3 separate regions of the Homo sapiens genome follow, and all the other regions are linked to region 1. The links are chromatin contacts, found by Hi-C or POLR2A ChIA-PET in ENCODE. All regions are on one chromosome and are shown on one strand. The core of a region is the stretch at or near the end of the contact, and the rest is flanking DNA. Distances in the headings are between cores, read along the strand shown. Region 1 overlaps FOXP1 (forkhead box P1). Region 2 overlaps FOXP1 (forkhead box P1). Region 3 overlaps FOXP1 (forkhead box P1).

What was found. A loop is a pair of places that touch in the nucleus more often than their neighbours do. ChIA-PET counts read pairs that join two places held with the same protein, here RNA polymerase II (POLR2A). Pooled maps may share reads with other maps.
Region 2: a map of B cell shows a loop between it and region 1 (2.6-fold over the local background). The contact joins two enhancer-like sites. A Hi-C loop is called at or near these places in 1 of 168 maps with a recorded cell type or tissue (B cell) and 6 of 50 pooled maps. POLR2A ChIA-PET finds 5 or more read pairs at or near these places in 5 of 52 experiments (AG04449, B cell, CD8-positive, alpha-beta T cell and 2 more).
Region 3: a map with no recorded cell type shows a loop between it and region 1 (2.1-fold over the local background). The contact joins two enhancer-like sites. A Hi-C loop is called at or near these places in 1 of 37 single-sample maps with no recorded cell type and 1 of 50 pooled maps. POLR2A ChIA-PET finds 5 or more read pairs at or near these places in 3 of 52 experiments (H1, activated CD4-positive, alpha-beta T cell and activated T-cell).

What each region holds. Positions count from the first base shown.
Region 1 is chr3:71,354,487-71,357,871 of GRCh38, reverse strand. The region is part of intron 4 of FOXP1 (forkhead box P1); the gene reads left to right. Among named protein-coding and RNA genes, the nearest start is that of FOXP1-AS1, 66 kb to the right of the region's middle. Within about 2 kb of position 1,496, at least 2 of the 41 ENCODE cell types and tissues checked have a DNase peak (open chromatin) inside an H3K27ac peak, as active enhancers do; they include B cell, where a contact is called at or near this core.
Region 2 is chr3:71,509,028-71,512,677 of GRCh38, reverse strand. All of the region lies in intron 2 of FOXP1 (forkhead box P1), which reads left to right. Among named protein-coding and RNA genes, the nearest start is that of MIR1284, 31 kb to the left of the region's middle. RefSeq lists a silencer at 1,826-2,120. Within about 2 kb of position 1,462, at least 4 of the 41 ENCODE cell types and tissues checked have a DNase peak (open chromatin) inside an H3K27ac peak, as active enhancers do; they include B cell, where a contact is called at or near this core.
Region 3 is chr3:71,562,822-71,566,213 of GRCh38, reverse strand. All of the region lies in intron 2 of FOXP1 (forkhead box P1), which reads left to right. Among named protein-coding and RNA genes, the nearest start is that of FOXP1, 19 kb to the left of the region's middle. Within about 2 kb of position 1,698, at least 5 of the 41 ENCODE cell types and tissues checked have a DNase peak (open chromatin) inside an H3K27ac peak, as active enhancers do.

The DNA.
Region 1 (3,385 bases), core at 247-2,746:
ATATAAGTATAAAAAATTATTTAAGTATTCTGTCGTAAAAACATCTGGGAAGAGCAGTTTGTGTCTTCTATCTTTCTACTCTGCTTATTCAAGTGCGTTCCTTCATCTTCAAGGTCACATGGTGGCTGCTGGCTCTCAGGCCATTGCCTCTACATCCAAGACAAAAAGTAGTTTTCCTGGCTGAGGCAGGCCTTTTTAAAGCACTTTCCCTGTAGCCTTATCCAATGATGCCTGCTTACATCCTATTAGCCACCCCTAACTGTAAGGGTGTCTGGGAAATGCATCCTTAGACTTGAACAATTTGATGTCCCAGGTAAATTCTGGGTTCTAGTACTAAGAAAAGGTGAATGCTTACTGAGCAACCATTATGGTTACTTTTACGAAATCATGCTGTCAATTTTGCTTACATGTTTAATTTTTATTTATTTTCAATGAATGCCTTCTGTTGACTGTGCCTTGTTTGAATTTTACATGTTAGAATTTTAGCCTGTTTAATTCTCAGCAGAGATACAGCTCAGTAAATATTTTAAGACCACAATATTCTTACTGAAAGTGCCATGGCAAATCTGAGAAATACATTTCTTTATTAAGAGAGCTATAAAGCAAAATTTAAACTCTCGAATATGCTAGTCTAGTGGGTTTTCCTTCCTGTGGATGTAAGATTTCATTAAGGCTTGAGTACTAGCATGAGGTCTTAGTGGCACGCACTCACACCCAATTCTGTTCCCCCTATATGGGCAGGGGACATTGCTGACAGCTTTGCATTGTCCCTCTGTTCTTATGTAGACTCAAGGACGGGACAGAACTCTCCATCCTACCTTTCTGTGATTTGTTGCTCCCTGTATCTCTGCTGAAAGCTTACCGTGGGAGTGGGGTGCACGGGACAAGTAAGCCACTCCTGTCCAAATTTTCTGTCCCAAATTGGCCTGTACATGATTCTTGTGAGCCACTTTTTATCCCATAAAATGAATAGAATGAGACTTCCCTATGCTTTGTATTAATAATATATTCTCTGCCTATACTGGCCTGTGACGAGTAGTCATAAAACTTAGGGTAATGGATGCATTCGCAGAAACTCCTTGGATGCCTCCTGTGGATACAGGATAGCAGCATGGTTAAGAGTGTCTGCTTTGAAGTTAGATTGGCTTAGACTCAGATTCCACCTTTTCCACTTCCTGGCTGAACAACCCTAGGCAAGTTACTTAACCTTTCTGTGCCACGGCCTCCTTATCTGGAAAAGGGGATAAAAATAGAAGCCAGCTCACTCTGAAGAGTTAGAGAGGTGATGCTTGTAAAGAGCTTAGCACGGATCCTGGTACATCATAAATGCCAGCATTGTACTAGGCACCCCAGGTGATACAGTGGAAATCTCTGTCTCTGACAAGCTTGTACCATCCTGTTGCTGGTTCACTGGTCGTTGTTTTACTGATAGATGACGCATGTTTCGCAGTCCATTGCTCCTCACCTGGTATTCCCTTGTAAATGCAAGTACAGCCTTGGGAGCTTGTCCTGCTGCACATCTGCAAGGACACGTGCAGCTATGTATACAGCTGCTGTAGCCCTGTTAGCAGAGCTTAGGTCTCTGGATCCTGTTTTGAGGATTTCCCCTGAGAAGCATACAGTTCTTTTTTTATTCCTTTTTTTTTTTTTTTTTTTTTGACTTAGTCAGACAATGGTCCTGCCTCGCAAGCAGAATTCACTAACTGCTTTCAAGTTGGTATTGCTGATGATAATCTGAAACTGTAGGGTTTCGCTCGTGCAGGCTGATGTTACATGATGTCGATCTTCTGCCACCTCATCCTCCATCCCTGCCTCTGTGCTGACTCGGCAAAGCAGGTCCTAGTCCCCCACAGATCCTCTTGGGAATGGCCCTCAAAGGACTGTGTCATCTGCACACAGAAGCTGCCACAGGTCCGTGGCAAAGAATGTCAGCAGTACTCATGGATGACCCAGTTGGTGACTTGTACCCAGATTGAAAAACAGTGCCAACCACGTGACCCTGGCTGTCTCTTGAGTTTTTGAGCCCTGTTAGGTGAGACGGGTAAGAGTCACACCACCTATAATAACAAACCTGCAGTGATAATTCATTAACATTGACACCATATCACAGAACTGATGGTTTTGGGGCAACAGACCCCAGCCTATAGTAGTACTTATCAGGGGTCTGCCTGACATAGGCTTTGCTTCCATCATGTTCACTGTGTGGAGATAGTGGCTTGAAGATCTGGCGTGTTCAAAAGACTCTTGGAAACTTCGAGCTTTTGCCGCGTGGTTTCCAATATTTTATTTAAACCCCATTACTCTTCTCAGATGTCATAAAATCTCCCTTGCCTCTGAATTACGGGATACCTTCCATGCCTCCCAGGACTCACTCCTTCTCATCCCTTAGTGTTCAGTTCAAAAATCAACCCCTTAAACATGCCTTTGCTGACCACCTACGTGAAAGGGGACAGCCCCTTTATTATTTTTCTTGATCCAAACCTCTTGTTTGTTCCATATGTTACAGCCCTGTCCCTTCATGAATTCACCTGTTTATCAGGTAATAAGCAAGAAGTAGGTCGTATTCAGTGTGGCTTCTCCATGGCTAGCAGTGCCTAACATATGGTAGGTATGCATGCAGTCGGTATTTGTTGAATCAGTCAGAGTCTGGGGATTTCCCTGTGAATTTCTGTATTTTTATGGCACCTAAGAGGACTGTATCTGGTTGAGGGAGAAAGAGAAGGAACAAAGCTACACACATCACCTTTATTGTAGGAATAAAATACTGCCCTTGGGTTTTCTCTGGAAAGTTCCCACTATGTACTGCATACTCTGCGTGTCCCATCCGGAAGGGGTTATACATTATCTTCCCCATGAAGACAGAATCATTTGCCACTTGAGCCTGAAGGATATTGTGGGTGGTACAAATTGATTAAGGACATTGGGATCCAAGCTCAAACCCCAACACTCTCATTCAGTGGCTCTTTTTTTGGACAAATTATTTTCTCTCTCTAAGACTCAGTTTACTTGCCTGGGGCAGGGGTAATAGCATTACCTAGCCACTGAGCTATTGCGAGGATTAAATTAGATGGTACGTATAAAGCACTTTGCACAACGTCTGGAACAGAATAACAGTGCTGTTGATTTAAGGGTATCAGCAAAGGCTTTGGGGACCTCCACTGATAAAACTCATCTTCTGCTTTCTTCTGATGTTCATTTTAGAGGTGGCAAAGATGGCAAAGAACCTTGATTCCCGATTATATTTGCTCATGTTTCATGTGCTGAATTAACTTCAAAAAGTACAAAATAAGCAAGCAGTGAGATAGTCTGTTTTATATTTGTTGTTGACACGTTGACTGTTGGATGCTCATGACCTGTCTCAGGTAGCACATGCTAGAAACCTCAA
Region 2 (3,650 bases), core at 213-2,712, 150 kb before region 1:
GTATGAAGTGGCATTCACAAATGAATAATCCAACACCTTTGCTTCTCTCATCCCTTTATTCATCTTTTGTCACCCAGGAAAAGTTGGATTGCATTGTAGAAAGAAGAGGACTACTATTGCTTTTCTGTCTTAAATATGTACTACTTAAGTGTGTTGTGATGGGGGAAAAATAGACTCTTCAGGAACATGCATATGGTGCTTTTGGTAACAAGGCAATAAGGTAATAGGTGGAGGAAGGTTAGGAGTTCATTTTTGGGTGGGGATTTCTTCCTTTGTGTCTGCAAGAGAGGTGGGATATGGCTCTGGCTTTTTACCTTGCTTACAGGGTGTGTCTGCTCTTAAATCTTCTCCTGAGATGGGGCCTAGGCTATGCTGCCTGTCCTTAGCCAAGATAAGAGGTCATTTAGGGGCCAGGTATATTACCCTACCCTTCGCCAGGCCCTATATCCTGTCTCTAAGGCACCACTGGGAGGCAATATAGCACAATGTGAACTAGGTTCAACCCCTGGTTCCCCTCCACTTAATTACTATGTGACCTTGAGCAGGTGACTTCCCATCTCTGAGCCGTGGTTTTCTCACGTATAAAGATGCATTCCTACATCAGAGCTTTGTTGTGAGGAACCAAATGGGAAAATCTATGTCAAGGGCTGAGCACTGCACTTGGCACAAAGTAAATGTTGACTAAATGGCAGCTATTATTGTTGTCGTCATCACCAGCAGTTCCGTCAACTCCTACCTGAGCCTTAGGCCAGTTTTGTTAAGATTAATTTAGTTTCCAAAAAAGATGTGCTAATTGGATTATTACATTTTCATGTGTTTACATCTATATATACATGCATGGCTTTGAAATCTACACATGAATATATTTATCCATTCAAGTTTCTCTTTTAAAAATCTGTAAGGATTATATTTTTAAGTCATTGAACCATGATGAGATTCTTTTTCAAAAAAAGGATTGCTATAAGTGATCATTATGTAGGCCATCAAAATGGAGAATAATGTAGACATGGAGCTAAAAGAAAACCAAAAAAAAGGAAGTCAGTGTTCATACAGGGCCACCAATTGAGTGCATATTTTTATGGCCTGGTTATTTAAAAATATTGGCACTTGCCTACATTGTTTAGGATTGGATGACACAGACAGAGATGTTTTGGGGTTGGGGTAATTTTTTTTTTTTTTTTATTAATTCTACAACTTGTAGACTTGTAATCAGGAGTGGCTTATCAGCAGCTTTTCAAAATCTGACATTCCACATGGAATGCCCCAATGGAGGAAATTTAGCACTCTGTGAATGCTTTTACAGTTGAATTCCACACATATGAATTATGACAAGTGAGGCTGACTACACTGTGGTTTGTTGTGTCTGGTCTGGTTCCTACTTTTAAAGTTGCAGTTGCGTTTGGTCATTTGAAGCTTATTTTCACAGTCTGGCCAAGCCAGCAGGGTCCCGGGGCTCTGCAGGGGACATAAACCACCAGCCTTTAAGCCAGAGTGCTCAGTAGATAAGCATTTCAAGACTTCATTGCATCATACAAAAGGACTTATGGGCTTATTTAACATACACTATTTGACTTAATTTAGATATTTAATGGAAAGAAAAGCCTTTTATTATCACCGAAGGAAAGAACTGCCAAACATTGTGAGGCTCAGTTGAAATATTATAACGGATATACAGAGTGCAAATATATTTCACTGCCTTACATAATGGGGTGTTTAATAATAGTTGTTTCTTTAAATTTAGCACACGTATCTCAGACATTTGCACTTTGTAAATTATAGGCCGTGGTTCAAGAAACTCAGTTTTAAAAAAATTGTTTTAATGAGGCATGTACTGATTTTTTAAAAATGACCTTCAGCTTTGATTTATGTTTATGAGCCCAGATTGGGGAGTTCATGCCAGGAATGAACACTTTCCGTCCTGACTTTTTACAAATGTAAATATGAGCAATGGCTGGGTCTGCTGACTCGATTGGACAGAGCTTAGTTGAACATTGCAGTTGGTAGGCATCAGCCCCCTCTGCAGGTCTGGTGGCTGGGAAGAGCAAGGAGCTCACTACAGCACTGGGAGGACACTACACATAAGTGTCTAGGGGGAAGCCTTTCCATTGTGCTGCACCTGTGTGCTTTCATTTTCTGAAGTACCTGGACTGGCTCAGATTGCCAAAGCCCAAGGCCCAAGATCAACTGATTTTTTTTTTTTAGAGACAGAGTCTCACTCTGTTGCCCAGGCTGGAGTGCAGTGGTGGGATCTCAGCTCACTACATCCTCTGCCTCCTGGGTTCAAGCGATTCTCCTGCCTCAGCCTCCCAAGTAGCTGGGATTACAGGCAAGTACCACCACACCTGGCTAATTTTTTGTATTTTTAGTTGAGACGGGGTTTCACTGTGTGGGCCAGGCTGGTCCTCAAGTGATACACCCGCCTTGGACTCCCAAAGTGCTGGGATTACAGGAATGAGCTACCGCACATGGCCTGACTCTTCTTATTTATTTATTTTTTGAGACAGAGTCTTGCTGTGTTGTCCGGGCTGGAGTGCAATGGCGCAATCTCGGCTCACTACAACCTCCGCCTCCGGGGTTCAAGCGATTCTCCTGCCTCAGCCTCCCTGGTAGCTGGGATTACAGGTGCCTGCCACCACACGCCTGGCTAATTTTTGTATTTTTAGTAGAGATGGGGTTTCACCATGTTGGCCAGGCTGGTCTCCAACTCCTGACCTCAGGTGATCTGCTCGCCTTGGCCTCCCAAAGTGCTGGGATTACAGGCGTGAGCCACCGTGCCTGGCCTGATTCCTTCTTTTTAGAGACAGAGTCTTGCTCTCTTGGCCATCCTGGAGTGCAGTGGCCTAATCATAGCTCATTGCAATCTGAAACTCCTGTGCTCAAGTGATCTTCTTGCCTCAACCTCCTGAGTAGCTAAGAATCAGGTGCATGTCACTGAGCCCGGCTAATTTTTAATTTTTTGTAGAGACAGAGGCTTCTTTATGTTGCCCAGGCTGGTCTTGAACTCCTAGCCTCAAGCAATTCTCCCATCTGAGCCTCCTAGAGCATAACTGATTCTTAATTTGGGGCCTAGCTTGTCCTTTCAGGAGGTGAGGAGCTGTTGTGGGTTGAATTATGTCCTCCCCCCATGATGTATACACTGAAGCCCTCACCCCCAGTACCTCACTCGGAATGTGACTGTATTTGGAGATAGGGACTTTAAAGAGATAATTAAATTAAAAATGAGATCATTAGGATGGGCCCAAATCCAGTGTGACTGGTATCCTAATAGGAAGAGGAGATTCTAACAAAAACCCACACGGGAAGACCGTGTGATGACACAGAGGGAAGATGGCCAAAAAGAGGGGCCTCAGGAGAAACCCACCCTGTGGATACCTTGATCTTCGACTTTCAGCTTCTAGAGTCATGAGCAAATATTAATGAATGCCTGTGGTTCAAGCCACCCAGTCTCTTGTACTGGGTTACAGCAGCCCTGGCTGACTAATAAGGGAGCATACAGTATCAGAATCTGCACAAGGGCATGCTTCATCTCTATTCTCTATTATAATACAATGCTTAAATATGAAAAAATGATGGCAAGAAAACCATTACAAGGAAGAAACCCATAATGACTGGCGAAATCCATACGGAGAGTGGAGCTGTATCAGAAAATG
Region 3 (3,392 bases), core at 449-2,948, 210 kb before region 1:
CATTTGCCAACTGTCACTCCCTACCGTGATCATAACCCCCGTGAGACGCACATTCAGCCACATCTGTGCTGAGTGCATGAGGAGCGGCTCGGGCAGAATCTTTAACTGCTGTCATGGTGGTCAGTGAGAGATGTGGATGTTCATATACCTGTGCGCTTTTGGGAGATTATACACAATAGAGTGGAGAATTGGTTGTTTCCTTGGCCATTGTGGAAGTAACACATGGATCTGTGTTCATTTATTGACTGATTCACTCGTTGATTTATTTATATCTCATTTGTTCACCTCTTCTCTCATGTACTCCTTTATCGACCCCAAATGACTTCTGGGGCAGAAAGTATTGCTCTGTGATCACCCAGCGTTACCCCCTACCTTATTTTTGGACATCCTCAGTTGGGCATTCTAATACAAACATCATTTAAACATCCAAACCCAACATCATTATGCGTAGAGATCTTTGTCAACAAGCTTATGAGATTCATCTGCTTCAACCTTTTATTTACTAAATAGATGGCCGCCCAGGATCAAATGGGCCATCTTTATGCATAGTTACCATTTCTGCAACAAATACGGCTTTTAGTTACATTTTGACTACCGAAAATATACTAGGTACTATACCAAGTATAAGCTGCCGCTTTTTCTTTCTAGCCTGAGCACTTAATTAAGACCTGACAGATTGATTTTTCCATTAGGCCAGAAGGCAGGTGTCGTCTTGAGTAATTCTTGATTTGAATTTCTTATTAAGAGTCTGTTTAGCTCCCCCCCCATCACTGCCACCAAATATGTGTATTTAGCAGAGACTCTCTCTTACCCAACGAGTTTTACACAACGAATTGGTAACAACCAAAATAAAATATCCTAACAATAAAGTACTGTTTCAAAGGTACCAATAAGGAATGTTGCCTTCCTGCTGCAGTGTGCCTGGTATCCCTATAGAAGGCCTGCCCGTGGGTTAATGTGGTCTGGTAGTCTGAAGCCCGTGAAGCCATCATTTCTCATCCTTTTTTTAACCCCTAACACTCCACTATGGACAAATTGACAGAAGACATTGGTATCTGTATAGCCCCTAACTCCTCAGTGGATGATTTGACTTCTTTCATTTTTCTTTTTTCTTTGAGACAAAGTCTTGCTCTGTCGCCCAGGCTGGAGTGCAGTGGTGCGATCTCGGCTCCCTGCAACCTCGCCTCCCGGGTTCAAGAGATTCTCCTGCCTCTGAGACTACAGGCGTGTACCACCACGCCCTGCTAATTTTTGTATTTTTAATAGAGACGGAATTTCAGCATGTTGGCCTGGCTGGTCTTGAACTCCTGACCTCAGGTGATCCACCCACCTCAGCCTCCCAAAGTGCTGAGATTACAGGCCTGAGCCACTGCCTGTAATGATTTGATTTATTTTCTTTCTCTTTTCAATTTCCATCCTCCAAAAATGTTATGGAAATAACTTCCCCAAAATGATTGTCTGCCCGTCCACTGAAATATAAATTCCCACTTACAAATAATTTTTAAGAAAACTCTGTAATTGACATTTAACTCCAGGGATAAAGAGTGTTGCTAATCTCAGCCTGCATCACTGGCCAAGGGTGTAACCAAATCCTCATCCAATGTGGTCATGTGTGTCAGTCACACTGCAACGTGGTAGTTACGGGCAGCGACTCAAGGTCGGCCAACCAGAGACTTTTAACACTTGTTGGGTGACTCAAAGCTTATTAACCTTTCTGATTTACCTTGATCTTCCATAAATGTGTGTGTATGTTTGTGTGGGTTTAAAAGGACAGAATAAAGAACTTACCTCATCAATTTGTTCGGTGGATTAAATGAGATAATCCATGTGGAATGTGACACAGGGTGCCTGGCAAATACAGGAGCTTTATATATGTTAGCTTTTCTGATTATTACTATTGTATCGTTATTGGTTAAAAGTCACATTAAATAGCCAAGGCAGATAACGGATGAGAACTTTGCAAAGATTACGAAAAAACTGAAGGAAGCCTACCTTGTATATGTGGCATGAGCTTTGGAACATCAGGTTAATTACCTTATTGCTGTGTTTTGGGGTTTGTGTTGACTTGCTTTGGTTTTTGTCTGTTTGCTTTTGAATAAGGTCCTAAAATACGGTTTTGCTGGGTTTTTTATTTGCTTCTGAAATTAGTGCAGGTGCAAGTAACAGGAAGTGAAACCTTAAGTGGCCTGAGGGAACCTCATTCAAATGGTGCCAAGCAGGTATAATATACAAGCATTATCACCTTACTGATAATCTGGCATACTGTGGGTATTCACACGTGCCATTCAGATTTCAGAGATGAAGTCATACGGCAGTTTGGCACCAGCTTGCCCAGCTCCTTAGGAAAGGTGAGAGAGAGGAAAGCCCTCATTTTTTGAGACAGTGTTGAAAACACGGTTTTACTTGTCGAGTGGCACAGGATTGCAGTTGTCATTTGGTCACATTGTCTTTGACGTTCCACCTTGGGTGCAAGGAAAATATCTTTAATAAGTGAATTCACACCCTGTTTATAGAGTTACAAAGTCTCCTCTGGGTTTGAGACTGTGTTACATATATCCTCATATTCTGAAATGTAGAAAAATTTACATATTGAAGACCCAAGACTAGAATACCACATTTTCATGGCTACAATACAAAGTTTTCCAAATGTTTAAATATTCTCACAGCCCGGTGGTTATATCTAAATAAAGCATTGTCCTTAAGACTTACTTTGGTTCTTTGTCCTGAAGGATTTAGAGAGAACCCACAGTTGCTTTGCCTTTGCGGTAGGTAAGGTGACTCTGTTCTCAGCCAGTTGCCGATCTTTGCATGCACTGAGCCCTTAGACATGCATTGAGTTGAATAAAATTTGCCCAGCTTGGTCTGCCATCCTAGGGGGCCTCTCCATGTGCCCTTTTTTGTTAAACTCAGAAGTGGGTCATATGTACAAGATGCCCATCTATGTCTTGCTTTTAGTAAGAAAGCATCTGAAACAACCTACTGCACCCCATAGAGTAGCCAGAGCTTTTGCATCTCTCCCCTAGGGCTCCACTGAGCCAGGATGTTGTTCCTTTTCCTTCAGCTTGCTCCTCCCCAGCCACTCCCTGGCCACAGTCACACACATACACATACACACACCCCTCTGCAGTTTGCTCCCACTTTGCCTTGCATGGCCAGCCTGGCTCCTCATTCATCTCTCCAACCTCAGCAGGCTCACATTCTGTATTTTCCTGGAAGGGCACTTGCTAGGGGCACAATGCTTCTCTTCCCATTGCTCTTAAAGGAAGGGATGAGAACAGGGAGCGATTGCATGAGTGGGAGGGAATACCAAATAAAATAGAGACAAAGGAATGGGCCCAGGAAGTCCAGATTATGTATCTGTTGGGCCCAGAAGTCTTTGCTCAACTTCTTAT